Linked DNA regions of Homo sapiens: region 2 is linked to region 1. Evidence: chromatin loops called from intact Hi-C (ENCODE). Cell type or tissue: endothelial cell of umbilical vein. All regions are shown on one strand. Each heading gives the region's core, and the rest is flanking DNA. Links, peaks and the distances in the headings are about the cores only. Region 1 overlaps CDH13 (cadherin 13). Region 2 overlaps CDH13 (cadherin 13).

The links. Peaks named below come from ENCODE experiments on the same cell type or tissue, not always from the same donor. Only the 100,000 strongest peaks of a DNase experiment are listed, where the experiment ranks them.
Region 2: it touches region 1 in a loop (7-fold over the local background); 7 of 110 quality-filtered maps call a loop at or near these places.

The regions. Positions count from the first base shown.
Region 1 is chr16:83,438,711-83,454,924 of GRCh38, reverse strand. The region is part of intron 6 of CDH13 (cadherin 13); the gene reads right to left. Among named protein-coding and RNA genes, the nearest start is that of CDH13-AS1, 47 kb to the right of the region's middle. In endothelial cell of umbilical vein, for the core only: a CTCF peak has its summit at 7,946 (motif pointing right); a DNase peak (open chromatin) is centred at 7,974.
Region 2 is chr16:82,630,393-82,646,606 of GRCh38, reverse strand. All of the region lies in intron 1 of CDH13 (cadherin 13), which reads right to left. Among named protein-coding and RNA genes, the nearest start is that of CDH13, 12 kb to the right of the region's middle. RefSeq lists enhancers at 1,460-2,067, 2,068-2,676. In endothelial cell of umbilical vein, for the core only: CTCF peaks have their summits at 5,117 (motif pointing left) and 6,698 (motif pointing right); DNase peaks (open chromatin) are centred at 5,056, 6,696 and 8,056; H3K27ac peaks cover 3,705 bases.

The DNA of each region.
Region 1 (16,214 bases), core at 4,033-12,032:
CAGCCTGGTCAACATGGTGAAACCCCATTCTCTACTAAAAAAATACAAAACTTAGCCAGGTGTGGTGGCAGGGGCCTGTAATCCCAGCTACTCAGGAGGCTGAGGCAAGAGAATTGCTGGAACCCGGGAGGTGGAGGTTGCAGTGAGCTGAGATCATGCCACTGCAATCCTGCCTGTGTAATAGCAAGACTCTATATCAAAAAAAAAAAATCAATAGAACATATTTAGGTTCTACATATGGTTTCTTAAAACACAGTTTCTACAGCTAAAAATGGCAGAAAATCGATGGCCTAGATGTTTAACCATAGGAAAATGGCCAAATAAATTAGACTCAGCTACTTGATGGACCATTACACAGTCATTAAAAATTATAATGATAAGGACCATACAGCAATCTGGGATGTGCTTATGATACATTAAATGCAAAGTAAAATATATAATGCAATAGGAAGCAAGTGGACACAGATGAGAAGGAAAGACAAAGTAGCAAAGTCAGAGGGGAATAATTAGGGCTGATTTCTAGTGTCAATATTGAAAAGGTATTTTCTGAATTAAAAAAGGTAAATCAAACTGTCACTTTGATTTCTTTTGGGCTTATTTGGGAATGTGTATCATGCACACAAAACAGATTTTACTTCTCAATCATTTTCTCAGACACCCACAAGCTATGCCCAGAGATGGATGTAATTTAAAGACGTCTTCTGGTTAATCTTTTCTATAAACAGAGGTTCCTTTTCTGAGGTGAGTCATCACCCCTTAATATACCTGTTTTGCATACTTGCAGTTGCTAACTGAGGCTTCTTTTGGAGAATCTCCTAGTGTTTCACGGAACATGCAGACTGAATCAATTTTTCCACAGATAGTGACAGTGAAACACCCATGCCCCTTAGAAGCCAGGATAAAGTTGCAAAGATAAAGATGAGAGGATATCTAGAACCTAGCCTTCAGAGGGTGCCTGCGTGCACACCCTGCTTGGGAAGGCAGGAGCACAGCATGATGCCATTTGAGCTGGCACTACAGACTCATGGCAAGCTTTTGACCATGGACTACAAAGGCAGGGTCATTATCAGGCACATATGGTCCCCTGAACAGAGCAGGCTGATTTGGGGAGGCTGTGAACCAATAAGTGATCTGCAGAGTCCCAGCTCTCACAGATACATGGTGGAGATACATGGTGGATAAAGAGTTTCCTTTTTAAACAAGTTCGGGAGTACGGCAGAGAACATTGCCCACATACAGCCAATTCACAATGCCCTTGTACATGCAAGGATCTGAGAACCCCACCATTAAACAGACGCACACCCCACAGATAGACTCAATTCCCCAGCCCTGACTCCGTCCACTTCGTATTGTAGGACACCCATCAACATTGTGATAATTATAATAACTAAGGCAACTATGATTTTATTAAGTGCTTATAACATGTCAGACACGATGCTAAGTGCTTTTTAAATAATATTTTCTTTTGTTTCTTTCAACAATCCTGTGTGGGGTGTAATGTTATTCATGTTTTTTTCATGATCAATGTTGTTTTTCATTTTATTTTTAATTTTTTTGTTTCCATAGGTTTTTGGGGAACAGGTGGTATTTGGTTACCTGAGCAAGTTCTTTAGTGGTAATTTGTGAGATTTTGGTGCATCCATCACCTGAGCAGTGTACACTGAACTCAATTTGTAGTCTTTTATCCCTCATACACTACCCACCCTTTCCCCCGAATCCCCAAAATCCATTGTACAATCCTTATGTCTTTGCATCTTCATTGCTTAGTTCCCACAGATGAGAACACACAATGTTTGGTTTTCCATTCCCCAGTTACTTCACTTGGAATAATAGTCTCCAATCCCATCCAGGTGGCTGTGAATGCCATCAATTCATTCCTTTTTAGGGCTGAGTAGTATTCCATCATATAGGCTCAAAAATTAAGTGATTTCCAAAGGCACACAGCTAGAAGATGGCAGAGTTGAGTTTCTCCCCCAGGGACTTGTGCTTAAGCCCTTTGCTTACAGTGGGTCTAAGTCTAATGAAATGCTGGTGTTCCTGGAACAAAAGGAGGGGAAACTGACTGAGACTAATAATATGAGAAAGAGATTTCTCCTTCCAAAACCCACCTCCAGTATCACTTCATCCACGAATACTTCTCTAGACATCACAAACACATACATTATTTCTTTCACCGAGGTACTTCTCTTGTTCCTCATCACACTGCATTGTACATCTATTTTTAGATGTTTATTTTCTCTATTTAATTGCAAGCTTCTTTAAATATCATGTTTGTCTTTGCAGGAACCCAACAAATCTGGTTATTCTATATTATTACTTACTTACAAGAATTGCTGGGCAGGAAACAAGTACCATCCCCAAGCAAAACAACAACGAAAACATCAACCAAACACAAAACGAACCGAGAAAGTGAGGAGCCACGTGATGCTAAAATCATAAAAGCCTTTGTCCTTAAAAAACAAGAAACTTATTACAAAGCTCTCATTGCCTGAACAGAGGATGTCTATATTTGTCTCTGTTTTCACAGCCTAGTATAGAACTTGGCACCAAGTAATCAATATAAACACTTGCTGAACAAATGAGTGAATAAATGAAAAAAATGAGTCATGTAAGAGCAAGGTTTCATGAAACTGATTATAGGCAGCTAAATCCTCTGCACAAGAAAACACAAACACAACCTTACCTGAATTGCTGACATACTACCGACTGTCACAAGGTTGACTATAAACATTAATTTTTATGAAAATATTTCCAATAACTTTTCTCTCTCCAGTCTTGAGATTAATCATATTTTCAGAACTTTGAATCGAAATGTATCTCCTGTCCTGTAATCTCAGGCGGTGGGGAGTGCGTGTGACATTAGGGCTGACCGGGCAGATGAGGCTCAATTTGGCACAAAGGAAAAATCAGAAATATCAGTCCTGACACTCATGGGTCCACAGGAAAAGCAAAGATTAAACAGAAGAGCAAAATCCCTGAGCTGGGTCCAATTCACACACATACCAGATGCACTGAAGGCTCCATTTTAAATTAACCTCGAATATAAAGATGTTCAGTTTGAAAAGAAAAAATAGGAGGAAGAATATTTCAGTACGAAATAAAATGGACTGGGCATCGTGTGGCACATGCCTGTAATGCCAGCACTTTGCGAGGCCAAGATAGGAGGATCACTTGAGTCCAGGAGTTCAAGACCAGCCTGGGTAATATAGTGGGACCTCGTCTCTACAAAAAAGTAAAAAATTAGCTGCACATGGTGGTGCATACCAGTGGTCCCAGCTATTTAGGAGGCTGAGGTGGGAGAATCTCTTGAGCCCAGGAAGTTGAGGCTGCAGTGAGTTGTGATAGTGCCTGTACTCCAGCCTGGATGACAGCGGAAGAGCCTGTCTCAAAAAAGCAAAAACAAAAACAAAAGAAAAAAAGAGTGGTATGGTTTGGCTGTGTCCCCACCCAAATCTTGAATTGTAGCTCCCACAATTGCCACAGGTTGTGGATGGGACCTGGTGGGAGGTAACTAAATCATGGGGGCAGGTATTTTCCATGCTGTTCTCATGATAGGGAATAAGTCTCATGAGATCTGATGGTTTTATAAAGGGGAGTTTCCCTGTACATGCTTTCTCTTGCCTGCTGCCATGTAAGATGTAACTTTGCTCCTCCTTCGCCTTCTGCCATGATTGTGAGGCCTCCCCAGCCATGTGGAACTGTGAGTCATTAAACTTCTTTCCTTTATAAATTGCCCAGTCTCAGGTATGTCTTTATTAGCAGCGTGAGAACAGAGTAATACAAAGACAAATGATTCTCCTTTGCTTCAGAAACATGTGACTCCTTGAAGAAGGTGTTTCTCCAAGTGTGGTCCCCAGACCAGCAGCATCACTGGGGGCGCTTATTAAAAATCCAGATTCTCAGACTCTACCCAGACCTATGGAATTGGTAACTCTGGGGGTGCGGCTCAGCCATATGGATTTTCACAAGCCCTCCAGGGGATGCCGACGCACACACAAGGCTGAGAACTACTGTTTTACATCATGAACTCTCTTTATCAATTTTTTTTTCTCTGTGAGACAGAGTCTTGCTCTGTCTCCCAGGCTGGAGTGCAGTGGCACCATCTCGGCTCACGGCAAGCTCCGCCTCCCGGGTTCACGCCATTCTCCTGCCTCAGCTTCCCAAGGAGCTGGGACTACAGGCGCCCTCCACCATGCCTGGCTAATTTTTTATATTTTTAGTAGAGACAGGGTTTCACTATGTTAGCCAGGATGGCCTCGATCTCCTGACCTCGTGATCTGCCTGCCTTGGCCTCCCAAACTGCTGGGATTACAGGCATAAGCCACCGCCCCTGGCCCTCTTTATCAAATTTAACACACAACTTGATTTTCACATTTTTTTCCGTTCGATTTAATAAAGTAAGATACAGCTGTATTTGGCATGCCTATAAAGCATACAAAATCCTGGTAATGAATCAGATACTACCCTTTACATAGATCCTCATGAGGAGCTCATCAGGTAGAAAATTGTCCCCCACAACACCACCCATTTTTCAGAGGAGCAAACAGAGTCTCAGAGGGACTGAGTCACTTGTTGCTGGTCCAACCCCAGGGACCACGTACTTCAAATTCATAGAACAAGCTGCACTCCACACTCAACATTTCCGCTTTTGAGGGGCAGAGCCTAAGCAGCTAAGAGAGAACATCCAGGCTTATGGGCCTCACAGGTGGGTTTGTGGGCATCATGCAACCTCCCTGCAGGAGCTATCTGGGAATGTGCACTTTCTCCACCGTCTGGCAAAGAATCAATCACAGGGCGCTGCTGTGGTTTATCCATATCTGCCTTCCCCAGTAGGCACCGTGCTGGGTCAGAGTTGGGATGTCGGCATTGAACTCTGCAACCCCAGTGATGAGCAGCTGGGCCCGGGGTCGGGGCGGGGGAACTATCTGCCTCTGCCCTGCTAGCGAAGACCGGTGATTCAGTCATCAAATGCTCTTTTTCTTCTATTAGAGTTCCTCGCAGAATAAAAACAGAAACAGCAGCCGTCACTTATTCGGCACTTTCTCTGCACAAATCTGTGGTCTGAGCTCCCTCTCCCTTGCATTAGCTCATTTTCTCTTCAAAACAAACCAGCAGAGTACGTCCCAGCGTTAACGTCCCTATTTACAAAACGAAGGTGCAGTGAGGATAAAGGATTTGTCCAAGATGACACATTAGGCAAGTTGCAGAACAGGGACTTGAAACCATCATTTGGCCACAGATCCTTGTCTTCACCATGATTATTCATCCCATGGTGTTATGAGGGGAGGTGATGTGGGAACTGCATCCTGTGTATTTAGAACCATAAATGACTCTGAAAGAACTGTTGGTAGAAGCGAAATTCCAAGGACTGGAAATCCAGGCTCAGAGTGACTAAAAGAGAGAATTAATTTGCTTTGATTCACCGAGTGATATTTCCAGAAATTTCAAAAAGTCACCATCTTCCTGCTCTGCATTAGAACAGGATCTGGGGCCCTGAAGGACATGACGAAGATGTGTGATCAGGTAAGGGAGCCGTTTCTCCTTTGCCCAGCGGACAGGGACTTCCATGAGCCCTGTTTATCAGTTGTTTTCCTCTTGGTACCATGAGATCTTTACCATGATCCTCTTCGTTTACTTTCATTGATCATCCTCTCATCTCAGGTCTCAAAGAAACATTGAGGGCCTCCTATCTCCAAGGGCTTGACATTATAAATGAGAAGACATATCATAGATCATTATAGATCATTGTGGCAACGAATTCCATCCGGGCTGATTTATTTTGTCCAGAGGAATGTAAGACATTTAAAACGTAGGTTAATATGGAAGCTGCAGCCTGCTGATCATACACACATTGCCCTTGATCTATTCTCGAGTCTAAAACTAGCCCAGGTCTCCCTTTTGTTGAGGATTGCCAGGCTGTGGAAATTCGGTATCTAGGAGCATATTGTTGCTTCACTTGACTTCTTTCTGTAATCTGTCTCCATACGAAGAATCCTGTATTCCTCACTGGCTGCTCTTTCGAAAGTCATCAGTAACCTCCAAATCATCAAGTCCTGTGACCTTTGCTCAGAAACTTCTTGGAGTCTTTGCTGTCTCAGAGGTGTGGAACCAGTCCACCCTATCCTCCCCAAATCTCTATTTTCTATTCCTTTCACTCCTCCCCACCACTGAAGTTCACCTTCCCCAGCTGGGCTGTCTTGCAGGCATGGAATGAATGCATCCTCTTACTCTCATCTCTACTGCTTTTCCCTGGAAAAATTGACCAATTCTATAAATCATCATGAAGAGGAGGAGGAGCTATAATGATACTAGTTAGTATCTGCTGAAGCTTACAGGGCCAGTCACTCTTCTCATGTTAAACCAAAGATACTCAATGCTGCTCTATGAAGAGGCCCCTATCATAGTGCTGCTTTTACACAACAGTGACATGAAGCTCAGAGACACTGAGCACCTTGTTCTGGGGCACACAGCCATTGAGCATCTTGTTCTAGGGAAGAGATCTGACCCAGTGTCATGCACAGAACTGCTGAACCCTCTTCCTTTGATCTTGTTTCTCCCTCCAAGCTGAAGTTGGTATCTTGGATCTCTGCATTTATATGTCTAGCTACCATGATGGTGTCTGCATGCCTGCCCTGGTTTTATTCCCTTTTATCTGCAAATGAGCCCCTCCTTACTGATTTCTTTACATATCAGTGATACCACATTTCCTGCTCCACTCCAGATAGCTAGACTCAGATCATGAGATTAAAAAAAAAATCTTTAGCTCACTCAGCTCCACTATCACCTACACAAAGCTATCATTTAAAAGTTATATCTCTATAATAAAATAAAAGATGGGGACCATATTTACCCCTATCTCAGCTAAACACTGTGCTTTTCCTCTCATTCCCTTGGAAGTACCTGCTCCAGGCAAGTTCCTATTGGGAGTCAAAGGGGCTTCTGAAAACTCCCAGAGCAATCTTTTTCCCTGTAACAGAGGAGACTGGGGACCAGAGAGGTGGGGCAACTTCTGCAGACCACAGAGTGAATCACATCAAGGGCTACTTGATGTGGGAGCTTCTTGAGAGAGAGAACTGGTCTATCTCATTTTAACTATGGTGCCTGGCAAACAGTCGATATTTAATATAAATCATTATAAATTATAAAAAATAAATCAATATTTAATATATATAATATAAAATATAATTTAATATAATTTAAAAAAATGATTATCTCTAACTTCACATTCCAGCCTCCATTACCCTTTTGTCACCTTGATACTCTCACACTTGGTTTATTTCAGGATCCTCTTGACCTGTTTTCACACGCTTCTTCCTGTACACAGGTGTGAAACTCATCTTGCTAAAGATCTGGTATCATCTGCCCCGCCCAGCTCAAACAGCACCAATGGTGTTTATCTGCTCTTTGGGTGAGGGCAACATCCCTTGTCTAACTGGCGGGCTTTCCACAGTCCTGATCCACAGTAACTCATCTGCTTCATCCATCAAACTTTTTTTTCTTTGTTTTTTTGGGATGGAGTCTAGCTCTTGTAGCCCAGGCTGGAGTGCAGTGGCGTGATCTCAGCTCGCTGCAACATCTGCCTCCCAGGTTCAAGCAAATCTCCTGCCTTGGCCTCCTGAGTAGCTGGGATTAGAAGCACCCACCACCACGCCCGGCTAATTTTTGTATTTTTAGTAGAGATGGGGTTTCACCATGTTGACTAGGCTGGTCTCGAACTCCTGACCTCAGGTGATCCATCTGCCTCGCCCTCCCAAAGAGCTGGGATTACAGGCGTGAGCCACCGCATCCAGCACAAACCAAAAAAAAAAAAAAAAAAAAAAAAAAAAAAGGTTACTATAAGGTGTTTTTTGTTTTTTTTTTTTTTTTTTTTTAAGACGGGTGACCAGTGGTGGTGGTAAGTCTATTTAAATCATTTCCTTACTTCTTAACCCCTTCAATGCAGGTACATGACCATTAGGTGGCAGTAATGCATCACTCTAAGGAAATAAATCAATGGTTCAGCTTAACACTTGAGATAGAGGTAAACATGGTCCCCAGCTTTTATTTTATTATAAAGACATAACTTTTAAAAGCCCCCCAAAAGGATAAGCTTAAAGACTTTGGATTTGTTACATGTACTCCTTAATAAAGCCATCATGGAATTCATTCCAGTTGCCCAGGAGTTCCTTTCCCAGTCATTTCTCCATGTTGTAGCAGACTAGATAATTGGAGTCTACTGAACTTGTTTAAATTAATTACAGGGAAGACTTTCCTATCTGGAGCTCGTTCCTTTGATTACCACCAGAAAGAGAGGAGATGGAGAAATGAGCAGAAAATTGCCCCAGAGTTTAATGGTACCAAATCCCTGTGTGGTTTTTCTTCCATTGTTCAGCAGAATGGACTTCTGTACCCTGCTAATTTTCATTTTCTGTCCTTTCTTCTCTGCGGCTGGGAATAATTTACATTATTTTATAAAACTGGAGGCACAAAACTCTAACACTGAGTGGTGGAAACCGATCTCATTAAGCAACTTCCTTTTTTAAAAAGGCTCAGCTGACCATCTATGCCTAAGGGCTTACTTCTAAATCTAGTGAAGGTACTTTCTAATTTTTTCTTTTTTCTTTCTTTCTTTTTTTTTTTTTTTTGAGACAGTCTCACTCTGTCGCCCAGGCTGGAGTGCAGTGGCATGATCTCGGCTCACCGCAACCTCTGCCTGCTGGGTTCAAGCGATTCTCTTGCCTCAGCCTCCTAAATAGCTGGGATTACAGGCACATGCCACCATGCCTAGAAAATTTCTGTATTTTTTGTAGAGATGGGGTTTCACCACGTTGGCCATGCTGGTCTTGAACTCCTGACCTCCTGTAATCTGCCCCCCCACCTCAGCCTCCCAAAGTGCTGGGATTACAGACCTGAGCCACAGCACCTGACCTTCCTCATGTTTTTCTATACCCAATAAAAAAGTTTGATGGGGGAGGGATGGGGATAATGCTTTAGAAATCTTTTAGTTGCCTTTTTGAGTCAAGAGGCACAAAGATCTCTGAACTGTCTGTTGTTCGGCGTGGTTTGTAGGAATCATCTTCCTCCTACTTCAGTATCTCCCCAAGTACCTACTTGAGGAAGACTGGGAACTCCGAGTTATATTTCCAAGCTAAACACTTCTCCCCCTACCTTAGGACAAGTTTTAGATGCTTATCAGATCTTCTAACTGAATTCTGGAAATCTCAGCTATTCCAGTTTTACTTAGCCACGTGATGAAAACATCTATTCAGAATTCTAAAAGCAAAAAAGGTGGAGAAAGAAAAAACATGATGGTCTTTATCGCTAACAAAATGTGCAGAGAGAAATTAAAGCCAAGTGTGAAAGTTCCTTGCTATCTTCTGGTTGCGCCTTTGTGGAATACTAACGCAGCTGTGGGAGGCTATCGGTCCAGAATCTTGGCTTCCTCCACCCTGCAGCCAGGTGATAAAGCTCCTCCTTAATGACCCAGAAGCCTGAGGAAATTGAGGCCAAGTGTGAACACAGCAGGATCTGATTTTCTAGGCCAGAAATTCATTTTAGGGAAAACTTAGGAAGCTTTTCTGAAATAACTTTTCTTCTTTTGTAGAAGAATGATTCGGGTAGGTGAAAATGATGCAAACCTTTTATAATTTATAAAACCTTTTATAAATTATAAAAGCTTTTATAAATTATAAAAGCTTTTATAAATTATAAACTCTCGCAGCCTCAGTTTCCTCAGCTGCAAAATGGGAAAACTATTACTCAAATGTCAGTGTTGTATGAGGATTAAATGAGAGAGTAGTAGCTGGCATGGAAGGAGGTCACACCTGTGAGTTTATTCAGACTCCACTGCCATGAAAAATATCAAAAATTAAGAATATAAATAATCCCTGAAAGGCAAAGTCTTAATTAACTAGCATGGCCTCATTTGAAAAAAATCCCAGCCCTGTGGTTTCTGAATATGGATAAACAATGCCATCCTTTCTTAAGAGCTTTAATTTCCTACCTGCAACGTGGGAACAGAGGCATTTTGGTCCATTTTTGGAGTCTTCCGTGAACTCCCCCTTCATCAGAGGAAAGCGCTGATTTGCTGATTTGCTGATTTGGGGAATTTTATACCTTCAGGCAAAACCAACCATGAGAATATTTTCATTTCGAACAGAATATTATGAATGAAATAAATTAACTCGGCAGTCAGAGATTTAAGCTGGTTTCAGCACACTGCCCCACAAAGATCTGCCATGCTACCCAAAACATTATACTCCAGCTCGCCAGTTACTATTATTAAAAACAGCATCACCGGAGGGACATGAGCAATGATGGCCCTGAAAATTCCTTGGGCACTATGACTGGCTCTTCACAAGAGAGGACATGGTTCTGGTGCTCAGTGACTGGGTTGTAAAGCCTGGTTCTGCCACTCATCAGGTGGGTGCCCTTGAGCACATTACTCAACCTCTGGGTCAAGATTTTAAAAAATCTTTCCAGGTGATTCTAATGTATAGCAAAATTTAAGAAGTATTGTCCTTGAGCAAGTTCCTTACCGAGTTTAAACTTCAGTTTCAATATCTTTAAAATGGGAAAATCACAGCATGTACTTCATGTGATGGTGCTGAAGATTAAATAAGATAATGAACACTCAGGGCTTAAGTGCTTAACATATCTGTTACCTAGCAAGGGTTCAATCAATGTAAGCCTCTACCATCATCGTCATCATCATCATCATTACTATGGTCATCATTATCATCATCATCATTGTCATCACTGTTGCCATCATCACCATCACCATCATCATCTTTGTCACATCAGCAGCCACATCTTCATTGTTGCTATTGGTATCTTCACCATCATCAACCTCACTATTGTCATCTTTGCCATGATGATCATCACAGTCATCATCAGCCCATCATCATCACCATGATCATCGCCATCACCTTCACCACCGTCTTTGCCATCATCATCATAATCAACACCATCACCTGACTCTATAGGAGGTACCATTGATTTTTTTTTTTTTTTAGAAACGGTTTCCTCTGTTGCCCAGGCTGGAGTGCAGTGGTGCAGTCTTGGCTCACTGCAGTCTCAACCTCCTGGGCTCAAATGATCCTCCCACCTCAGCCTCCTGAGTAGCTGGGACTACAGGCACATGCCACCAAGCCTGGCTTGCTCTCGCTCTCTCTTTCTCTCCATATATATATATATATATATATATATATTTTTTTTTTTTTTTTTTTTTTTTTTTTTTTCGTAGGGACTTCGCACTCTGTTGCCCAGGCTGGCCTCAAATTCCCAGGCTCAAGTGGTCCTCCTGCCTCAGCCTGCCTAAGTGCTGGGATTACAGGTGTGAACCACCAGCCCAGTCTGACACTGATTCCTTTAGGAAGACTAGAGTGCTTTATACTCAACATGATAATCTTGAATTCCTGATTCTGCTTTTAGTACTTCAGAAAAAGTGAGGGGCTAGTAACCCGTAAAAATTCTCTAGACATTTTGATTAAATTCTATTTAGGTCAAAAATGTATAAATCAAACCTTTTCGTAACATTCAACACGCACTGAGAATGTGCTCCTAATGATGGTCCTGTCTGTGGGTGCAGTGCTCCAAGCTCACTCCTTAGATTCTTTCACTCATACCTGAACACCTGTTGCGGAAGGGCCTCCCAGCCTCTTTCTCAGAGGCGTGGCCTCCCCAGGGGTGAAGCAGCAAAAACGCAGCTAGAACTCCATCCACCATTCTAAGCATCACTGTGGGAGTAAGTCACCCACCCTATCACATTCTCAGCTTCAAATAAATTCCTTTCTGCGTTTGGCATGGAAGGTGATAAGTATTTTCTGAGCGATTTTTCAGTTGCAAACTTCAGTCTGCTGAGATGAAATATGCAGATTGAGGTCTGAACAGCTGTAGCACTGCAGAGTGGCTGGTATTTTGGTGGGCTTTATTTTAAAGTCTTTGAGAGTTCAATCTCACTAAATAATTCAGCTGTTTAGGAAAAGCCATATGATCTTAAAATAAGTCCCTGAAGGTCAAGCATATAGGGTGAAATTTTATTTTTCAGTAAATAATAGCATTTGACAAAATAACAGAAATGTCCCTTATAGTATCTCTTCCTTTACATCTTTGAATGAAATTACCAAGTGCACATCACTGGATGTTCATTTATAAACATTTTACATCTTCTCCATGCCTTTCTGGCAGAGTATTAAGGTAACATTCTGATATCACTGTTCCCAATGAAGTTAGAGATTCTAAAGAACAATTTCAAAATGCAGCCCTAACTTGGGATGTCACTGATCACTTGGAAAGTCGTTTGTTACATCTAGTCCAGAAAAATATAAGCTTCTTGTCATAGAAAGGCTGAAGTATTGACTATAAATCTATAAAGAAAAAGAAAAAAAAAACTTGCAATGTGAAAGTTTTCCAGGTCAAAGCTGGATCTCTCTCATCCATCACTGAGTTCTCCAAGGTGACATGCAATTCAGGAGAAAAGCATCAGCATCCAGAAAGATACTGGCCAAGGATGTCTTTGTGCTCTTTAATGATGGGTCTTTGGCTGAATCACCAGACTGGTAGCTTTGGAATAGCTGCTCATGGAGGTGGGAGGCAGGATGTGGAGGTCCTTGGATAAATCTCATCTAGATTCACATAGAATCCTGCACTCGTCAAGGCTGATGGGATCCTGAAGTTCATCTACCTCAAATACCTTCTTGTCTCATTTTACGGATGAGGTAACTGAGGCCCAGGGAAAATAAACGATAGGTGCCCATTAAGGCACTCAGTGAATAATAAACCCAGAGCTAAGACGCAGGTGGCATTGGAGGAGCATGGTGATAACCATGCTTTGCGTCAGAGTTGGCCTGTGTGTTCCTCCGGTCCGACTGCAAGTACAGGCATGGCTATTTTGCTTGTGGACAAAAAAGACTCTGTCATCTCGCTCCCAGCTCTTATGGTGTGACCTGGGCCAAATCATTCAAACCCTCTCAATCCCAGCCTCCTTATAGATAAAGCCCTCTTAATAATCCCTACCTCATAGGGATGTTGTATCAATGAACTTCTATATTTAAAAATATCCTGAACAAAGCCTCGTATACACATTCATGAATTCATGCCCTCTGATGCCCTGAAACATTTCCTTTTGGAGTAGAGTATAGGGTCCAGAGCTGAATCATCATCACATTTACTCATAGGGCTCCACCAGGTACTCTCTCTCTTCCCAGACACCGTTTCTATCCGGGTTCAGGGAAATGAAGTCATTTCACTGTCACAGAGCTAACTGACATCTTGGTGGCAGCTGTGAGTCATAAACCGTATCAGGAAAAGCAGGAGCTGGGCTTCTCACAGCTTGCAAAAGCTGCCCAACTCTAAGGAATGGCATGCAAAAAAATGTTGTAAAGAAACTTTCCTCATTTATCATAAAAACTGTTAATGTTCCTTTTTAAACATTAAGAAAATATCACTGACCAAAAATTGGGAAAATTAAAACCATCCCTAATTCTACCAATCGGGGAAAGTCACTGTTAATATTTGGTAGGAACATAAGTTTTACATACATTTAACATAGATATAGATTAAGCTGATGTTCTAGAGCTTGTATTTTGCCAATTGTAAATGTATTGTGTTTTTCCCAAGTAATTGAATTGTCATCTTTCAAATGGATATACAGTATTCCATCACTCTTATTATTTCATTACCAGAGTGGTACTCAAAGTATTGAACAACAGGTAGAGATTGAGTGCCAACAAATGACAGGCGAGAGGAGTCTCTGGAAGATCCATCCACAGTCGACCAGATGACTACTGACCCTGGCTGTGCCATAATTTAATTATTTTCTTATTCAAAACATTTCATTTTTATTTTTAAATTTTTCTGCTGTTGTAAACATCTCTCTGATGAAAGAACAGATAATAAAATCTTGACAAGCATCCTTAAATATATTAGAAAGTTGGTTTCCTAGAACTGCAGTGGTTGTGTTCAGGGATGAACACAGATTTGGGACATTGTTGGAGGGGAAGCTCTCCAGAATGTCTACCCTCCAGGTAGGTCACAGTCATGGGTTCATCTTTTCTTCGCTTGGCAAACACTCCAAGTGGACAATTAAGAAAGGCCAGGTGGTAGTTCTAGAAGGGCACCAGGATTAATCTCCCTCCCCCGCTTTTTTTTTTTTTTTTTTGAGATGAAGTCTCAATCTGCTGCCCAGGCTGGAGTGCGGTGGCTCAGTCTCAACTCACTGTAGCCTCCACCTCCCAGGTTCAAGCAATTCTCCTGCCGCAGCCTCCTGAGTAGCTGGGACGACGGGTGTGCGCCACTATGCTCAGTTAATTTTTGTATTTTTAGTAGAGATACGGTTTCACCATGTTGGCCAGGCTGGTCTCGAACTCCTGACCTCAACTCAAGAGATCTGCCTGCCTTGGCCTCCTGAAGCTCTGGGACTACAGGCATAAGCCACCGTGCCTGGCCCTTGCTGTCCATCTTCTGTGACCTGCCACGTTTGCAGAGACCCCTCCTCCCCACGACTGATTCAGTTCCCATTCCACAGTGTTGGGGGCACAAGGCTGAAGGAGTCTTCTGGGCTCTGGCCCCCACTTGGAGCTCTCCACTCTGCACTAACTAAATATTTGGGTGTGGACAAGCCACTTCATCTGTCCTGGTCAGTGCTGATTTTCCTACATGTAAAGGAGGCAACTGGGCCAGATGAATAACCAAACTCCTTTCCGTGTCCTAAGCCTGTCTACAACTCTGTGACCCACATCTAATGCTGCCACATTTAAATGATAAAAGCTTTACTTCACTTTTTGAACCTCCTTTCCCTTTTTCTCCATCCCCAACAAGCCATTCTCCATCCTTACTGGGACCAAGCAAACTTTTTAAAATGACAAACTTTTCAGATGTCATTTAAAATGAAAGCCAGCCTCCCTACCCTGGCCTGCACAGACACCGTGGGTCCACCCTCTACCACATCAGCCCTACTCTCTCCTTTGAGCCTATCTTTTCTTCTTTACATTTGACACCCAAGTTACTAAGTTTTGTTGACCTACATAGAATTTTTTACATAGAATTTGGACTTTGTTAGAGAAAGGACACCAAGGATTGACAGTACTCTACTCACTAAATATATGAATAAATATGATGGGGAAAAGAAAAGTAGCCACTGACCTCCAGGAGCTGGCCTGGGACATTAATTAGATGTTGGTGTTCTCCTGTCAAACATGATTTCAGAGAATACCAACATCAGATAAGGCCACTCTATGACCACAGTCAATCAGACCATAAAGAAGGCCATTCCGTAATTATGCATGAACACAGACAGACCTGAACATTGCCGAAGCCATCGCCTTTCCTGGCTAAAACAATAGCTGCTTCTTTGCCAATTACGGCTGTAGCCTCACCCTAGGCTGTCCTACCTAAAGATGAGATTTAGCACTGGTCATAGAACTACCCATGCTTCCGAATAGCAACCAATTCAGAGAAATGGTTCAGTTTTGTGACCCTTCCGCCAAAGCAGCTAATAATGCAAGCCCAAATTATATGTCTTTTCTAACACACTTTTACTAAGACATCCCATAGTTCCCTATAGTATATTCTCTCCCATTGCAATGAGCAATCAACCCAACTTCTTAATTACGGATGTGTTCCTGGTGCTCTTTGGCTGAAGGGCAACAGCAGTGGGAAAATAACAATAAATAGTATTAATAGCTTCTTTTTCACGAGTAATTGCTATGTAAATTGCTTGGGTTAATTGCTATGTGCCAGACACCGTTCTTTCCAATAAAACATTAGAATATAGGTATTACTATTATTACTCTGATTTTAAAGTTGAAGAAATGGAGGTTCAGACTGGAGAAGTAACTTTCCAAGATCACATAGCTATTGGAAGAAGCTGCAGTTTAAACCCACATTTTCCTGACTTCAAATCTTGCATATTTTCTCATTATTATAGTGTTTCTTTTTTTTCTCCCTTTCCTTTAAAAACTATGCCAGGTGCTCTAAGCTAGTGATGAGGATATGCATGATAAATGTGCTGCCTCTAATAATTCCTCCATTTGAAATGATTAACATTCCCAATAGTTATTGTAGGTTTTCAGCCCTCTGTGAATATCTGCAGTTTAGATTGTTCTGTTCTTTCAATGTCACTGCTGCATAGACTTTCTGGCACAGTCTCAAACGTACAAAATATGTTCAACATCAGAAGAAATATTGTCAGACAACCATTCTGTCATTTGGGGGATTATAATTGTGAAATGGAG
Region 2 (16,214 bases), core at 3,169-11,168, 810 kb after region 1:
CTAACCATATTACAACCTTGGCCTCCTGTGACCTCTCCTCCCATCACTTCCCATTTCTTTGACCCACTTTTCACAGACCATGCAGCACCAGTAAATTAAAAGTCATGTGCTTAGGCCAGGCGCGGTGACTCATGTCTGTAATCCTAGCACTTTGGGAGGTCGAGGCGAGCAGATCACTTGAGGTCAGGAGTTTGAAATCAGCCTGGCCAACATGGTCAAACCCCATCTCAATGAAAAATACAAAAAAAAATTAGCTGGGCCTGATGGCAGGCACCTGCAATCCTGGCTACTTGGGAGGCTGAGGCACGAGAATCGCTTGAACTCTGGAGATGGAGGTTGCAGTGAGCCGAGATCACGCCACTGCACTTCAGCCTGGGTGAAAGAGCGAGACTCCGTCTCAAAATACTAACAATAATGTGTTTAAAGCACCAGAAAAATTATTCAAAGCTTGCAAACAAGGCCCAAATGGTTGATGGCACATCCTTTGGTTATCAGTCAGGGACAACCTGAAGTTGTTTAGGAGCATGCTCTTAGTTCATCTCATTGTTTGCTCTTGAAGATCCCAGACTTTGTGAAGTCACCACTTAAGTGGTCAACTTTTGTCCAGTAGAGATGCAAATACTTTTTATCTAATAGAACAGATAACCCCCAAAAGTTTAGGCATGATGAACATTAACCACTTTTTATCTAACTCAGCAATCTCGTCTTCACATTTCTTTGCTAAATTCCTTACGAATACCTTAGCTTCTTAAATGCCCTTTGGAATAACCATGGCATCTTACTGGTTTCTTCATAAATTAATGAGTTGAAGTGCGTATTTACCCAAGAGTCTTGGTTTTACCTTTTGAAAAATTATACATGAATAGCGGCTTGCTGTGAGGTATCTTTTCACAGCCCCAGCTTCAGATTCCAGCCTCCTAGTAATAACAGGATAAGATAAGGATAAAAATCCCTGTGTGTGCTGGGTGAGTATGAAGCTATGCATTTGGATCAGAGTTTTCCACCTCAGCACTACTGTATTTGGGTCAGGATAACCTTTTGTGGTGGGAGCTGTGCTGTTCATTGTAGGATGTTGAACAGCATCCCTGAGCTCTGCCCACTAGATGCCCACTCCCCTCCCCAGGTTGTGAAAAACAAGCATGTCTGTAGATATTGCAAACTGTCCCGAGGGTCACAACCCCCCTCACCCCAACAGTTGAGAGCCAACGGTTTAGACTACACTTCAGAAACAAGCACCACGGATAGACGTCAGAAGGATCAGCAAATATTCACAGTGACACCAGAAGAATTATTCTGGATGGAGTTGAAAACCCAGTGGAATCTGGAAACACAGATTTCTGAGCCTGCCCCCAGAGGCTTTCATTCTCTAGGTCCAGAGGACAGGATTTGCAGTCCTAACAGGCTCCCAGTTGGTCCTGGAGCTGGGTGAAGGGCCCCGTCGAAGCCCGTACTCTGAGATATGGCATCCTAGGAGCTTGTTTTCAGAAGTGTGATCTGTGAGTTAGTGCCCGAGACCCACTGTGTACAAGAGTTTCCTTAACCTCAGGGGTTTGGGAAGAGCCCTCTGAAACTGAAACACACTACAATCTCAGAGACTTTCATTTGTGAAAAAACAAAACCCAATCTGGTCCACTTCTCTAACTCCAGAGTTTTCCAAAATATTAGTTTATACAAGTAATTTTTTGATTCCCCTAATTTTTTTTCCCCAGAACCCATATTAACCTCCCATGGAACCAGTATCTCTTCAGAACACATTTTGCAAAACGCTATGCTGGAAAACTGACCAGGGAGGACTGAATCAGACACTTACGTGGCTTTGCGTGATCTCCTGTTGCTACCTGGAAAGGCTTTAAGAATCAGAGGGAGCCCAGCGGACTCCTGTCACCTGGGAGCTGGCTACCTGGGAGCCTGGGTCCCAGCCAGAGCCAGTTCAAGTCCTGACTTCTGCCCCAGCCCAAAGCGTGGTTGCTTTTACAGACTGGAGACCTATGAAGACACGTACAGCCCCTCAGCTTTGCCTCCATAAAGCCTCCCCTTCCAGCACCCAAACTCGTGCACTGGGCCTGGTCTGGGGACCAGCTCTAGGCTGCTTTCCTTGTTTCACTGTGCATGGCTAATGGCTTTGTCACTCAGCATTTTCAACATGACAAAGGATAGAAATCATCAACCCACGAGTGAGGGCAGACAGGAGTACGTTCCATGGTTAAGGGACCTGAGAATCAAAGGAACTCCGTAGGGGGGTGATGGAGAGCACAGAGGGAGACGCAGAAGGCAGGGGTGGGAGGAGTTCGGGGGGCCTTGATTTGCAGAGTGATGAGCACTGAATGTAAGAAGTGGGAGCTCCTTTCCCAGCCTTAGACCTTAGATTGACTTCTCATTACTAGGCTATTGAATTCTTCAGCCGCACCAGCCAAAGGGTGCCAAACATTCATGTTAATTTGGGTAAATCCTAAATCCTTCAGCAATCTGCTATCAACTTGAGTACAATGACAATTAGCATATCAATTAGATTTCTCTCCTCTTTCTCCCCACCCGACCTCCATACCACCCCCCATCCTAAACCACTTACTACTTTTAAAAGTCAGCCAAGCCTGTAATGCCAGCTACTCCTGGAGGATCACTTGAAGCCAGGAGTTCGAGACCAGCATGGGCAACATAACAAGACCTTGTCTTAAAGTTTTTTTTTTTTTTAATTAACTGGGCCTGGTGGTCCACACCTGTAGTCCCACTTAGCTATTTCCAGAACTGAGGCAAGAGGGTTGCTTGAGCTCAGGTGGTCAAGGCTGCAGTTAGCTATGATTGCACCACTGCAATCCAGCCTGGGCAACAGAGAAAGACCCTGTCTTAAAAAAAGTCAGTAACACTAAACCATCTCCTTTTCTTCAGTCTCTGAGAGCTTTGCAGCCAGAACTCTACACCAGGGTAGGCTACTATGAGAATAATAACCAGTGAGGCAAAAGATGGTTCTTAATTCACTTTACAAATCAGCAAAACAAACGTGAAGAACCCTTGCTTTATTTCCAATAGGCCAAGGTGACCTGCAGTTCCAAATAACACAGGTTGCTTTTAATGAATGAAACACATGTAAGAACCAGTGTAGCCAGAAGGAATTAGACCCAAACAGCCTGGGTCTTAATCCTGAAACTACCACTTGCCAGCCCCAAGTTTCTCAACATCGTTCTGCTTCCGCTTTCTGATCTCAGTAGGGTGGACAATGGGGATCTTTTGAGGAGTCGCAGTGTTAATATAAGTAAAGCAAGTAGAGTATCACCAGCAGGTGGTGAACAACTGTAAGACAGGTGGTGTGTGCTCATGAACAAACAGGAGCCCTGAGGCTGACCTGCCCAAGGTTTGCTTGTTTTCCTATTCAATACCAGTTTTATTTAGACATGTGTAACATACTATAAAGCTTAGCCGGTTAAGATATATGATTCCCAGGTTTGGGGTTTATTTACAGAGAGCTAATGTAATCACCACCACTATCTAGCTCCAGAGCATTTACATCTTCCCCAAAGCAATTCTATACCCATTAGCAGTAACTCCCCATTTCCTCCTGCCCCCAGCCCTAGACATCTTCTAATCTGCTTTCTGTCTCTGGATTTGACTTTTCTGGACAGTTTGTTCCATTTCATAGAATCATACAACATGTGGTCTTGTGTGTCTGGAATTGTCTTGAGTTTGAATCTCAGCCCTAGAGTCCTAAAGCTTTATTAGGTTCTTTTACTAAGTTCTCCTGAAGTTTCCCCACCTATGAAATGGGATTAAAACCATAGAAGATATTTTATAGAGTCACTATGAGGATTACATGTGCTGATTAATGCATCTGAAGCACTCACACCAGGCCTGGTTCAAAATCAGCACCACACTGATATCAGCTACTATTACTGCCACTTCTACTATTATTATTCCTCAATTCCCCCACCCCAAAGCATCTGACTGGTAGTGGGAATCCAAAGATAAACAGAACACAACAGAGAAAACAGGTCTTGCCTTACGTAATGCACAGTCTGGTGGAGATTGTATGATTAGGAATGTGGCTTAAATGAATATAGTCAAGTCTCATCATATGCACATTTAACTAATGGAAAGCCAGCTCTCCCACCAAAGAGAGAGAGAAAAAGAACAATGTAAATACTGCAATTAAATGCTATAAAATTATATCTTGCATATATTCTTTATTATGCCCTGTACATTACTGCGTGCATTATACATTGTTCCCTATTGATTACAATACGGGGATGCATAGACTAAACCACGCCTACTGTACTTTAATGGGCAACTTAAAAGAGTTCAAGGCTAATGACAACTGTGTTTGCCTAAAACCCTGACCTTATAGTCTAACCTCTGAGTTAAATGCAACTCTATTGTGTGTCAACAACAATAGTAATTCAGAAATATTCCAGACAAATTAAATCAGCCAACAAGCAGTCCAATGAGTTAGGTGTTAGGCTGCAGTGGGCCCCGACTAGTGAACACACATTTGCCAAGCACCACTTTTTTTTTTTTTTTTTTTTTGCCCTCCATGAGCTGTTAGTTTCATTTCAAAAATAAACCGCATAGGGGTGTCATAAGGAGTTGGTGAATGGAAGAACTGGGTTTGGGAAGCAGATGAAAATAATCTCTCACCCTACAGCCAACAGCGAAGGCAAGCGCCATGACCTCTGCCTGTCGCTATCTACCCCCTCGCCTGCTTTCTCATTCTTCATGGCACTCATCACCCTCCTGCAGACATCACATACCTACCTGTTCATTTTTTTATTGTCTCTCTCCCAGCCAGTACATAAGCTCACCAGAGCAGGGACTTGGCCTGTCTTACTCATTTCTGTATTCCCAGTGCCTAGAAAAGTGTTGAGCACTCAGTCAGTGCTGAGTAATATTTGTTGATAAATGACTGAATGCGTGAATGAGGGTAACTGTTTAGACAGCCTCCACTTTTCTCCCATCTCCTGTCCCTAAAACATCCATAGTTGATTCCTTTGACCTCAACTGGCTTATTCATTCATTGTTGAAAAGTAATGAGAATATATCACATGTCAAAGACGAGGCCCTAAGGTAGCATTCTAGGGCTTTGGCATACTGGTACCATCTAGTGGGAAAGAGAATATCTGCAGGAGGGTGCTTAACCAAATTCAGAAGGTTTTAAAAATTACCACTACCATAATTCTTTCTGTTACCATTAGCTCTACTGAGGAAGTTTCCAGTAACATGTAATGGTGGCAAGAGAAATCACATATATTCATACCCTACCCAGGGCATATCCTGACAGTCCAACAACTTGCCATACCTTTCCATTTTTTCTGCTATGATGCTTCCAAAGTCATGACTGCTCCCCATGACAGCAAAGGCTCAGCAGGGAAGCACAGAGAAGTTAATGACGGCAGGGGTCACCCCTGACCAGCAGAAGATAAGGGCGAGTGAATACACCCTCAGCCACCTATTCTGTGGAGGGACCATTCGGAAATGAGCTTTACACAGTGCTTTTGTAGAGACCCAGCAGCAAGAAGCCAGTTTCCCATGACTGTGACCACCTCAATGACACATTCACTGTTGGCTTGCTGGCTTTCCTTCTTCTTGGTCTCACTCTCCCCACTCGCTCACTTATGGACCTTGAGATCATTTACCAACTTAACCCCCTGAACCCAATTCTGTGTCTCTATTTATTTAGAGGAATTCAATCCAAGAGCGTGTTTAACCCCAAGATACTTTTGGGTAGCAAAAGTGCCTTAAAAATTGTAGTCCAGATAAATATTACAAAGCTAAATTATTCCTATGTTAGATCTACTCTGAGAATTATGTTCCATAGTTGACTATTAGCATCTTTACCTTGATAAAAGTTAATGCAAATAATCTAGTGATATGTGACCCTAAAGAAGTACCATGATTTTCATGGCAACTGAGGCCAAAGAGAATGCCTGGTTCCCCTCGCTGGCCTCTGCCCTATCCCTGTCTTAAACAAGTTTGACCAACTGGTAAGGCAGCTACTGGTTTAGATTAGTGGTTGGCAAATGGCAGCCTGAAGGACCAATCTAGCTCTGCTTGTGTTTGTAAATAACATTTTATTACCCTGCCCATTCATTTACATATCGGCTGTGGCTGCTTTAATGCTACACGGATAGAATTGAACAGTTTCAAGAGAAACCAGCTATTTACTAGATGGCTCATTACAGAAAAAGGATACCTACCCCTGGTTTAAATCATTAGTTGCCATATTCGTAAATTCCCAACAGTAAAATTTCAACACAAACAAAAAGTAGAGAGTTGACAAAAGTTGACCAACAACACTTTATCAGTGAAGACAAAAATGCCATGTATGTATTACTAACTTCCTTTCACAAACGGTAGCACATTTCATCTCTATGCTATAGAAAGGCCATTCCATCAGAACAAAGAATCCTCTGTCCCAAGAGGGTGTGGTGGACAAGCTCAGAACAACACTGTCTATCACTCTACCCCATTTGAACGTTTTTCTATAGCACTATCACTACGCAAAACTACCATATTTATTTATTTTTCTTGTTTCCTGTCTTTCTCTGCTATCAGAACACAAACTCCACGGGGGCAGGCAATCTTGTCTTTCTTAATCACTGCTGCCTCCCTCAATGCTGAGAATTGTGCTTGAGATATTGTCTTCCCCCAGTAAATATTTGTTAAGTGAATGAGTTAACCAAATAGGGAATGCACAGATAGGCACGGCCACCAGGTGGCGGGACGGTGCACACAGTGGTGAGGACCCTGTCAAGGGAGAGAGTGTCTGTCCACCAGAACAGGATTGGAGGGCAAAGGCCATGCTCTCGCTGCTCTGTGGCTAGTACGGAAAATGGAGCTGGGTACATAATAAGCACTCAACACATGTTTGCTCAATCAATGGCAACCCTCACTAAAGCACTTAAATTAACAGGAAAAAACACTAGTCTGGTAAGACAAAAATAAACTTCAAGTTACATTCAATCCAATTGCCACACAATATAGATCCAGGTGTCTCTATATAGCTACAGACTGTATATTTCTTGTTTTCTTTTTGTTTGGGGAAAGAATTACAAAGAGTAGCTTGCAGGAAGCACTGACTTAGGCAACAGGGTTTCTTAGCATCCCTAGGGAAGAATTCCATCCAGCCACACGACACAGCAGCAGGCAAATTTACCTGCATGGTTGAAGCTGCAGGTGGGTCACGCCCAGGCATCTGTGGGCCATTCTCACTGGGATGTTCTTGCTGGGGGAACCATGCAGTGCAGGTGGGTTGTTTGGCCCTGGTCAAAAGCAAGGACATGGAGACAAAGAACACAAATGACCCCGGGCTGACCCTGTTCTGAAGGTTGCAATCAGTAGCCCAGACAGGAAGTCCAGGGCCCAGACCCACTTTGAGAGACTAGGAACTCAAAAAAGTAGTCATCCCAGGCAGCTATCTTGACTTTAAGGGAGGTAGAGAACAAAATAGACAAAGGAAAGAATTTTTATATAATGAGGGGAGTGGGAAAGGCAACTTTTATATACTAGTGCAACATAGAGGAAAATAAATATGCACAGGAATAAAGACGCATGGGTCCAAACCCTGGTCCCAGTTCTCAGTGACTGTGTGGCCTTGAGCAAATGACTCCACCACTCAAAACTTCTTCTCATCGTATATAAAATTGGGAATAAGAGTCGCCTCTAAGGGTTGCAGGAAGGATTCCAGATAACATGGGTAACTAGTGCATAGCAACTACAGTGAATTGTGGTTACATGGAGGTACTTTAAACAAGTACTCATGGCACTGGTGCGTGCATGCACACAAACGCACACACGCACACACTGCCCTAATAAAGCCTCCCAGGAACAGATGATGGGCAGACACATTAAGAAGATGAGATCCCACCAGATCAAATGATTTTATGAGGCATGAATCCCGAGGGGAACAATCTTGGGGGACCTACTAATATGGGAATTGGCAAATCCTCCCTGGGGAGCAAACTTTATTTTTTTTAATGTCCACGCATTATGACATGCACAGTCATTTCCCCCCTTAAGTGAGTCACATCCTGAAAGCCAAGACCCCATGACACCTTCAGACCATAAAATTCCTTGGAGCATAGGGTGAAAAGTAATACAACCAACATTTCTTAAGCATAGGATGACATCATTAACATACACTTATTTAATTCTCACAAAAATCCTGCAGGGCAAGCATAGATATTCCTTTTCAGTTGTTTTAATACAGGGGAAAACAGAAAAGGAGGGAAATGAAGTCAATTATCTGAGGCAACACAGTGTGTAAATGGCTGGGCAGGGATTCAAGCTCACTTCTAAAGGGCTAGGAGGTCTGCTCAGCAGTCCCTAAGCAGTCCAAGGCACCAGCAGCTCTGGGTCCAGGCCAGCCCCAGGCTCTAATTCTGCTCCAGCACATTTCCTAGTGAAGGCCTGGACTGTCGTGTTCACCTCTGGGTTCCCAGGTTTGCAGCGTTCTTCATAGTTGGTAGGTAACATTTAAGGGAAGAAAGAAAGAAAGACAGCAGAAAGAGGGAGGCAAGGCAGATGAAAGGAAGCAAAGGAGCAAAGGAAGGCACAGCAGCCTCTTCTCCCTTCAATGGATTTCAGCCTCTACTGCTTCCTATTGTAACAATTACCACATTTGTAATTATTTCAAGTACTTACTTGTTTTTATCTGCTGTTCCCACAAAACTGTAAGCTCCATGAGACAGGGATTCAGTTCATCTCGTTTACCTCTGAATTCCCTAAATGCTCAATAAATACTCGCTGAGTGAAGACACGGGCCCCAGGTGGACTCGCCCACGCACAGACCCAGGTGCAAATCCCAGCTCACCACTTATTATTCTGTGATCTTGGGTCAGTTCCTTAAACTCACCAGTTTCTTCATCTGTTGAAAGGGCACGATAGGCCGGGCGCTGTGGCTCACGCCTATAATCCCAGCACTTTGGGAGGCTGAGGCTGGCGGATCACGAGGTCAGGAGATCGAGACCATCCTGGCTAACACGGTGAAAACCCGTCTCTACTAAAAATACAAAAAAAAAAAAATTAGCCGGGCGCTGTGGCGGGCGCCTGTAGCCCCAGCTACTCAGGAGGCTGAGGCAGGAGAACGGCGTGAACCCGGGAGGCGGAGCTTGCAGTGAGCCGAGATCGCGCCACTGCCCTCCAGCCTGGGTGACAGAGCCAGACTCCGTCTCAAAAAAAAAAAAAAAAAAAAGGCACAGTAACTGTACAGACCTCAGCTTCTGAGGATAAAGTACCTAGGTGAGTGCCTGGCATACAGCACTCACTAAATATCTTTGTTGAGAAAAGGAAGAAAAGAAGGGAAAGCAGAAAAACAAGATAGACACGTTCGGAATCAATACTGCCACAGAACGCAATAATCTTTCTTACTGCAAAAACATGCAGAACTGCAGGAAGCAGAGGTACACCCTCTGTTTCTCACACATCAAACTTCATTCAGTGGCTGAATCAAAGTATTTTTACAGGGCCCAATTAGACAGCTGTAGGATCCTGGCCAAAGGTCCTGTTTCCTTGTAAGTGATAATGATTTAGATAATCTGCATGCATCTTTGCAGCAAATTGGACTTCCCTGCATTCTAACATCTTTTTACTCACTTGAACCTCCAAGTAACCTGGTCCATTTTACAGATGAAAACATTCAAGCTGCTTGCTGAAGGTCATACCACGAGTGAGGGGGTGAGCTAGAAACAGGATCCAGGTCCATGGTGTGCTGGAGCCAGTTAGTATCAGGTAGCAAGAGCCCCTTGTTAAGTTTTTAGGAAACTCTCAGGTTGGCAGATTCAAATTGCCCATGACGGGAGTATTTACATCACAGAAATTGGCAAGAGCTACAAATTACTTGGTTGTGTCTTGGTTTGGGTTTTGCTTTCTGGTTTGGGTGTTTCTTTAGAGTGGCCCAGTTGTTAAACATTTACCAATATACCACTGCCTGGCACCCAGTTGAATATTCTCCTACTACACCACAAACAGAAGTCACCAAGGCTACACCCAACATGCTGAAGCAGAGGCTTGTTAGCATTGGCAAAGCGATTGCTGAGGGTAGAAGATCATTATTTGCTTCATGTAAGACATATTTCCAGTGCTGCTGATTGAATGTTCAAGAAACGATTAAAGGGCTTGGCAATGTTTCTCTCAAATATCTTGTGCATGAAAAGTCTCAGAGATTGGTTAATTGTACAGGCTGCACGTCGGTCACTTTATTCAAGGGCATTTCCAGGCCCCCACGGTGCCCATCCTAGATGCAGGCATGGACTGGATCTGCTGGCAATACTGTAATGCAGGCCTTAGGTGCCTCTCCCAGGAACGTTCTGCAGCCTGAATTACACTCCCACATAGAGAAGCCCTCAGACCGACCCTGTTTACAATGTCAAACACCTGGTCTCCTTGTTTGACTCTTCCTGCCAATTGGAAGAGTCAGAACTCAAGCAGGCCTCCTTCACCTCTCTCTGGCCCTGCCATCTCCATACCCAGCCACCATCAAAGCCTGTCAAGTTATCCACCTAAATGTCTCTTGGATTATCTGAATAGGATTTAGTCCATTCTTGCATTGCTATAAAGAACTGCCTGGGACTGGGTAATTTATAAAGACAGGAGGTCTAATTGGCTTGCTTCTGCATGCTGTAGAGGAAGTATGGCTGCAAAGGCCTCAGGAAACTTACAATCGTGGCAGAAGGGGAAGGCGAAGGAGGCACGTCTTCACACAGCAAGCAGGAGAGAGAGGGGGCGCAAAGGGGGAAGTGCTATACACTTTCACATAACCATGTCTTGTGAGAACTCACTATCACGATTAAAGCAAGGAGAAATCCGCCCTCTGATCTAATCACCTCCCACTGGGCTTCACCTCCAACATTAGGGATTACAATATGACATGAGATTTGGGTGGGGACAGAGACCCAAACCATATCAGTCTACTTCAATCACCTGCCCCATCTCTGCACCGTCGTTCCTGAATCCAGCTTCCCATGATCTCAGCCCTAGACTGGCCTTTCCTTTCCATTCTTACCCAGCTCCAACCCATTTGCTACTTGTAGCCAGAATGCAAATCTGATCACATCACTCTGTACCTTTCCCTCAGTACCCTCAATGGCTGCCACTTGCTCTGAGAAAAACACCAATATTCTTGCAGTGGCTGACATGGCCCCATTGGCTCTGGCACCTCCCAGCCACACTTCACATCACTGCCTTGGCTGTGTGGTGTTTCCCCTGAATAGAGGCTTCACCCAGACTGTGCCTTCTTCCTGGAATGCCTTTCCCCACCCACACCCTCTACTGTGTCTTTGTCTGTAAGCCCTACTGCTCCTCCAGATTTGGGCTGAAGCATCAGGTTGTCAGGGAAGCCGCCCAGATCCTTCATCTGCCTCTGATGTCTTTCTTATATTCATTCATTCATTTGTTCATTCATGTTTGCTGAGTACTATGTGCCAGGCACTGTTCTAAGCCCTGGGAGTATAGAAATGAACAAATCAAGCCACAATGTGGACCACAACAGAGCTTATAGTCTAGTGGAGGAGAAAGACAAAGAACACCTAGGCAAAATATTTAGAACGGCATGACCTCACACAGCTGGGCTTTCTTCCCTCATCACAGTTGTCTCCATCTTAAATTATTCATTAATTGCTATTGATCCTTCCTGCCAAGCTGTGAGCCCCAGGAGAGCAGAGACTCAGTCTGCCTTATGAGCAACTGTATCCTGCACACACAAGTGGTGCTTGGAACATAGTAGATCCTCCATAGAGATCATAGATATTTATTGGAACCATTTGGTCTCAGGTGAATCTCCCTGAAGTCAAGTTGCTCAAGTGCTTGGGGCCTAGGAGGAAAAGTCCCCAACGGCTGAACTTCTCAGGCCCCTCTTATTTGAGAAGACGCCCAGAAGCCTCTTTGGCTGTAACTTTAAGTTAGATAAAGAGTCAGGAAACTTTTTCTTTTAGGGACTAAATAGTAAATACTTTCAGCTTCAGGGGCCAGACAGTCTCAACTCTGTTGTTATAGCACAAAAGCAGCCATAAACAATTACATAAATGAATAGGTGTGGCTATAATCCAATAAAACTATTTATAAAACCAGACTGCAGGGAGAAATTGGCTCACGGGCCATAATTTGCAACCCCTGAGTGAGATGATCCCAGATGCCCGACGGCTGATGGCAGTTGAGGAGGGATACTCCGGGCAGTCTGAGTCAGCCTCGGTTCCGCTGGCAGTGTCCAGCAACTTTCCGCAGGCCCTACAGCAATCAGTCCACAGGGAGACAATCACAGAAGCTCAAGCTTCAGGTGTCTGCAGCCACCACCTTCTTCCTGCAGCACACAACACAAGAAAGCGGTTCCCTGACACCTTGAGGGAAAGAGACATTGGCCTGAAGGCCCCGTAAGGCAAGGATGGAAGCTGCCACATTCCTTCCTTCCATTCCCCAGGCTCCTCCAGAGGCTGAGCTCATTTCCGGGCCCTGCCCAGGCATGTGGCAGGGCTGTTGATGGCTGAGCAGCTGCTGCCCTCCGCCCCAGCCCGGGCTGCGTTCAGCTAGGAGACACAGGGTCTTTGTGCCTCTGCAGCAGATCGGGTGATGCTCATTGGTGTCTTTGAAATGAGACATGACAAGTCAAAACGTGCCTGTTGTTAATGTTAGTTTTCTAGAATTTGACTTCTGTTGGCAACTGGCAGAGGAAAAACAATCACTTTTTTTCATATGTGTATATGGAGTTATATTTACTCTGATCTTTGGGGTCTGTAGCTATGGAAAACAAGAATCATCTGAGGCTCACCTGCTGGTATGGGATGAGGCAGACAGATTAGTCTAGTATTTACAGAGCCAGAGAGCATTAATTGTAGCATTAACACTGTATGTAGAACGGCCGTGGGTGTTAACTGTTAAAACAGATATAAAAACATCACACAAGCTCCAGGACGGTGCTAGGATGTGACAGTGTCCTATGGATAAGGGTACTTGGCCAGGCGCAGTGGCTCACGTCTGTTTATCCCAGCACTTGGGGAGGCCGAGGCAGGTGGATCACGAGGTCAGGAGTTCAAGACCAGCCTGGCCAAGACAGTGAAACCCCGTCTCTACTAAAAATAAAAAAGTTAGCCAGGCCTGGTGGCGGGCACCTGTAATCCCAGCTACTTGGGAGGCTGAGGCACAGAATTGCTTAAACCCTGGAGGTGGAGGTTGCAGTGAGCCGACATCGCGCCACCGCACTCCGGCTTGGGTGACAAAGCAAGACTCCGTCTCAAAGAAAAAAAGTAGGTGACAGAGCTGCAGATTCAGCTTTATCCTGAAGTTACAAAGGTGCTGAATATTAGAGCAGTGTTCCCGGAGGCCTTGGCAAGTCTAAGTAGAGTAAGTTATTGTGACGTTCTGGTTATGTCTATACCGTGAGGGAGCAACACTCATGGAATGATGATGCTCAGCTGTCACTGTTCTCCAAGGACAGCCATGCTCTTGGTAGAACACTACGTAGAGCAGGGGTTCCCAACCTCCAGGCCACAGGCCAGTACCAGTCCATGGCCTGTTAGAAATCAGGCCACACAGCAGGAGGTGAGTGGCCCGTGAGCAAGCAAAAGCTTCATCTGTATTTATAATGGCCCCCCAGCACTCGCATTACCGCCTGGGCTCTGCCTCCTGTCAGATCAGCCGTGGCACTGGATTTTCATAGGAGTTGGAATCCTGTGTGAACTGTGTGCGTGCATGGGATCTAGGTCGCCTTCTCCTTATGAGAGTCTAATGCCTGATGATCTGTCAGTGTCTCCCATCACCCCCAGATGGGACCATCTAGTGGCAGAAAAACAAGCTCAGGGCTCCCAGTAATTCTAAATTATAGTGAGTTGTAGAATTATTTCATTATATATTACAATGTAACAATACAGAAATTAAATGCATAATAAATGTAATGTGCTTGAATCATCCCAAAACCATCCCCCCAATTCTAGTCCGTGGAAAAATTGTCTTCCACGAAACCGGTCCCTGGTACCAAAATGGTTGAGGACTGCTGACAGAGAGGGTATGCAGGCCTCTATATGATCCCAGGGTTTCAGAGTCCCTTGGCTGCTGGTGCGTGATGACATTTTGTACCAACACACTGGTGTGCCAGGGCTCGTACTGACTCAGAGCTGCAGCGTGTCACTTCTCTGCATGACTCTTACACCTGAAGCAATGATCTGGGTGCTATGTCTCTCTGGGTGCCTGTCCAAAAGTACTGCCAGTAATGTGCTCAGGGAGGGGCTGCAGTCCCCTTGGTCATGCTGTTCCAAAGCACACATCAATGGAATTCAATCACAGGGAAGGAGAAAAGGCCAGTCCCTCCCTTTCCAAATAGTCCATCACTGAGAAATAAACTGCATCAATTTGATCAAACCTCAACATTTGTGAAAGCAGAGGTCCCAAACTCAAAAAGCCCTAGGGGCAAGCAGGCAAAATTAGTGAGCACAGAAGGCTGGGTAGTAGAGAGTGGTGACGATTATGGCAAGCTACGGAGGCACGTCCTGCCTAAAGAGGGCAGTAGTGACTCAGCCCTGTCAAGTACGGCCATGTTGAAGTGTGGATCTAGGGTTGCCTGACCTGACTTTTTCAGAAATGCTAGAAACCTGGATTTCTTTTTTATTAATGTACAATTTGCAAAACATTTGAGCCAAACAAACTGCATCCATGGCTAAATTTAGCCTGTGGCTGCTACTTGGCAACCTCTGCCCAGAAGCCAGAGTTGCAGGTTTGGGATAGATGAGTTCCATTACCACCAAGCAGATGTCTCGAGGTTCAACTTGCTAAGCCAGAGGGTGACACATTCACCTCCACAGACCCTGGCTCAGTCAGCACTTCAAGTTAGAAATGTCCTTTCTTCTCCTCTCCTGCCTTCCCCCAAGCTGCCTCTCTCAGCAGAGAAAGATGACTTTCCACCCTAACTCTAGAATAAGGCCACTGCTGAGTGCCTACTGCAGGAGCAAGAGATCCTACAGCCCAGCCATTCATTGTCTGTGCAGCCTGTTCATACCTGAGGAGCCAGGCCTGGGATCCCAGGTGGCTGCAGAAGAAGCGGGCTGTGGGGAATTATATTGGCAGCATCCTTCAGGAGGGTCAGATTCTCACAGGTGCATGGGTACCTGGCTGACAGCTAAATAGAAACAATGCCAAAACCACTGGTCACTTGGTTTGATTCTGTCCAGCTGATTATTGTAATTGGATGACAGGGGGATATTTCCTTCTCCTTTTCAATGAGTGATGGAAAGTGAGTGGACCTAGCTCAGGAGTCACCCTTCTGGGTGGTTATGTAAGGGGGAAGGTTATCTCCTTCCACAGGCAGAACTGTTCCTGCCTTTTGGCTACCTAAAGAATGAAATCAAGTCCAACCAAAGTCAAATGCCAGGAAATTTCAGAACTTCCTCACATTGCGTATTGCACCGTCTACAAACATCTTTGAAATTTTCCCTGCTCCAATACTCAGAGGGGATACAGAGTCAAAGAATGAATTAGAACAGAACCAACTACAATAGGGGAAAAGAAAGAAAGCAAGAAGAAAGCTAGCGAGAAAGCAAGAGAGCAAAAGAAGGAAAGCAAGAAAGAGAGAGACACAGAAATAAATACAGTGAAAAATGGCAGGATTTCTCATTTGGGGGTGATTGTGGCAATTAATGTGGAATAAGGAGAATAGTTTTGTTTTGATGGAGTTGCTGCATTGAAGTTCTTTAAAATGAGCTGTAGATTCAGAATTTTGTAATGCTGTGGATGGAGCCCTCTTCTGGAGAAATTTTTCAACAGGTATTACAAGATCAAAATGCAGAGATGTACACACTCACTCAGACGCGCACACAGAAACACTGTTGGCTACGTAGATGATATGACTGTCATTCAGGTGTAAATTAAATCCATAGTTTGTCCTTTTCCTACATTCCACTAAATATAAATTAACTAGACTCCCCAAGCAATTGTATTTTTGGAAGGAAATAAGGATGTTTTCAAGAACCTAGCTACACTTTAACCTAAACATTGAACTTCAGATTGAGGCTCAGTTTACACATCCAAGTGCTGATGCTTTTAGATAATGCAGTTATTGAGTATGTTGGTTTGTTGGGCAATTTCACTATAACACATAGAGGATACTTCTGGAAGTAAACAGATTTTACTTAACGGAAAACCCAAGGGCTAAAGATAGAAAAGGGGAGAAGGGAGGGAGGCAGAGTAGGAGCGATCAGCTAAGATGACTGTTGGGGCTTTTAGTATAGACTGTGGAATTACACAAATTC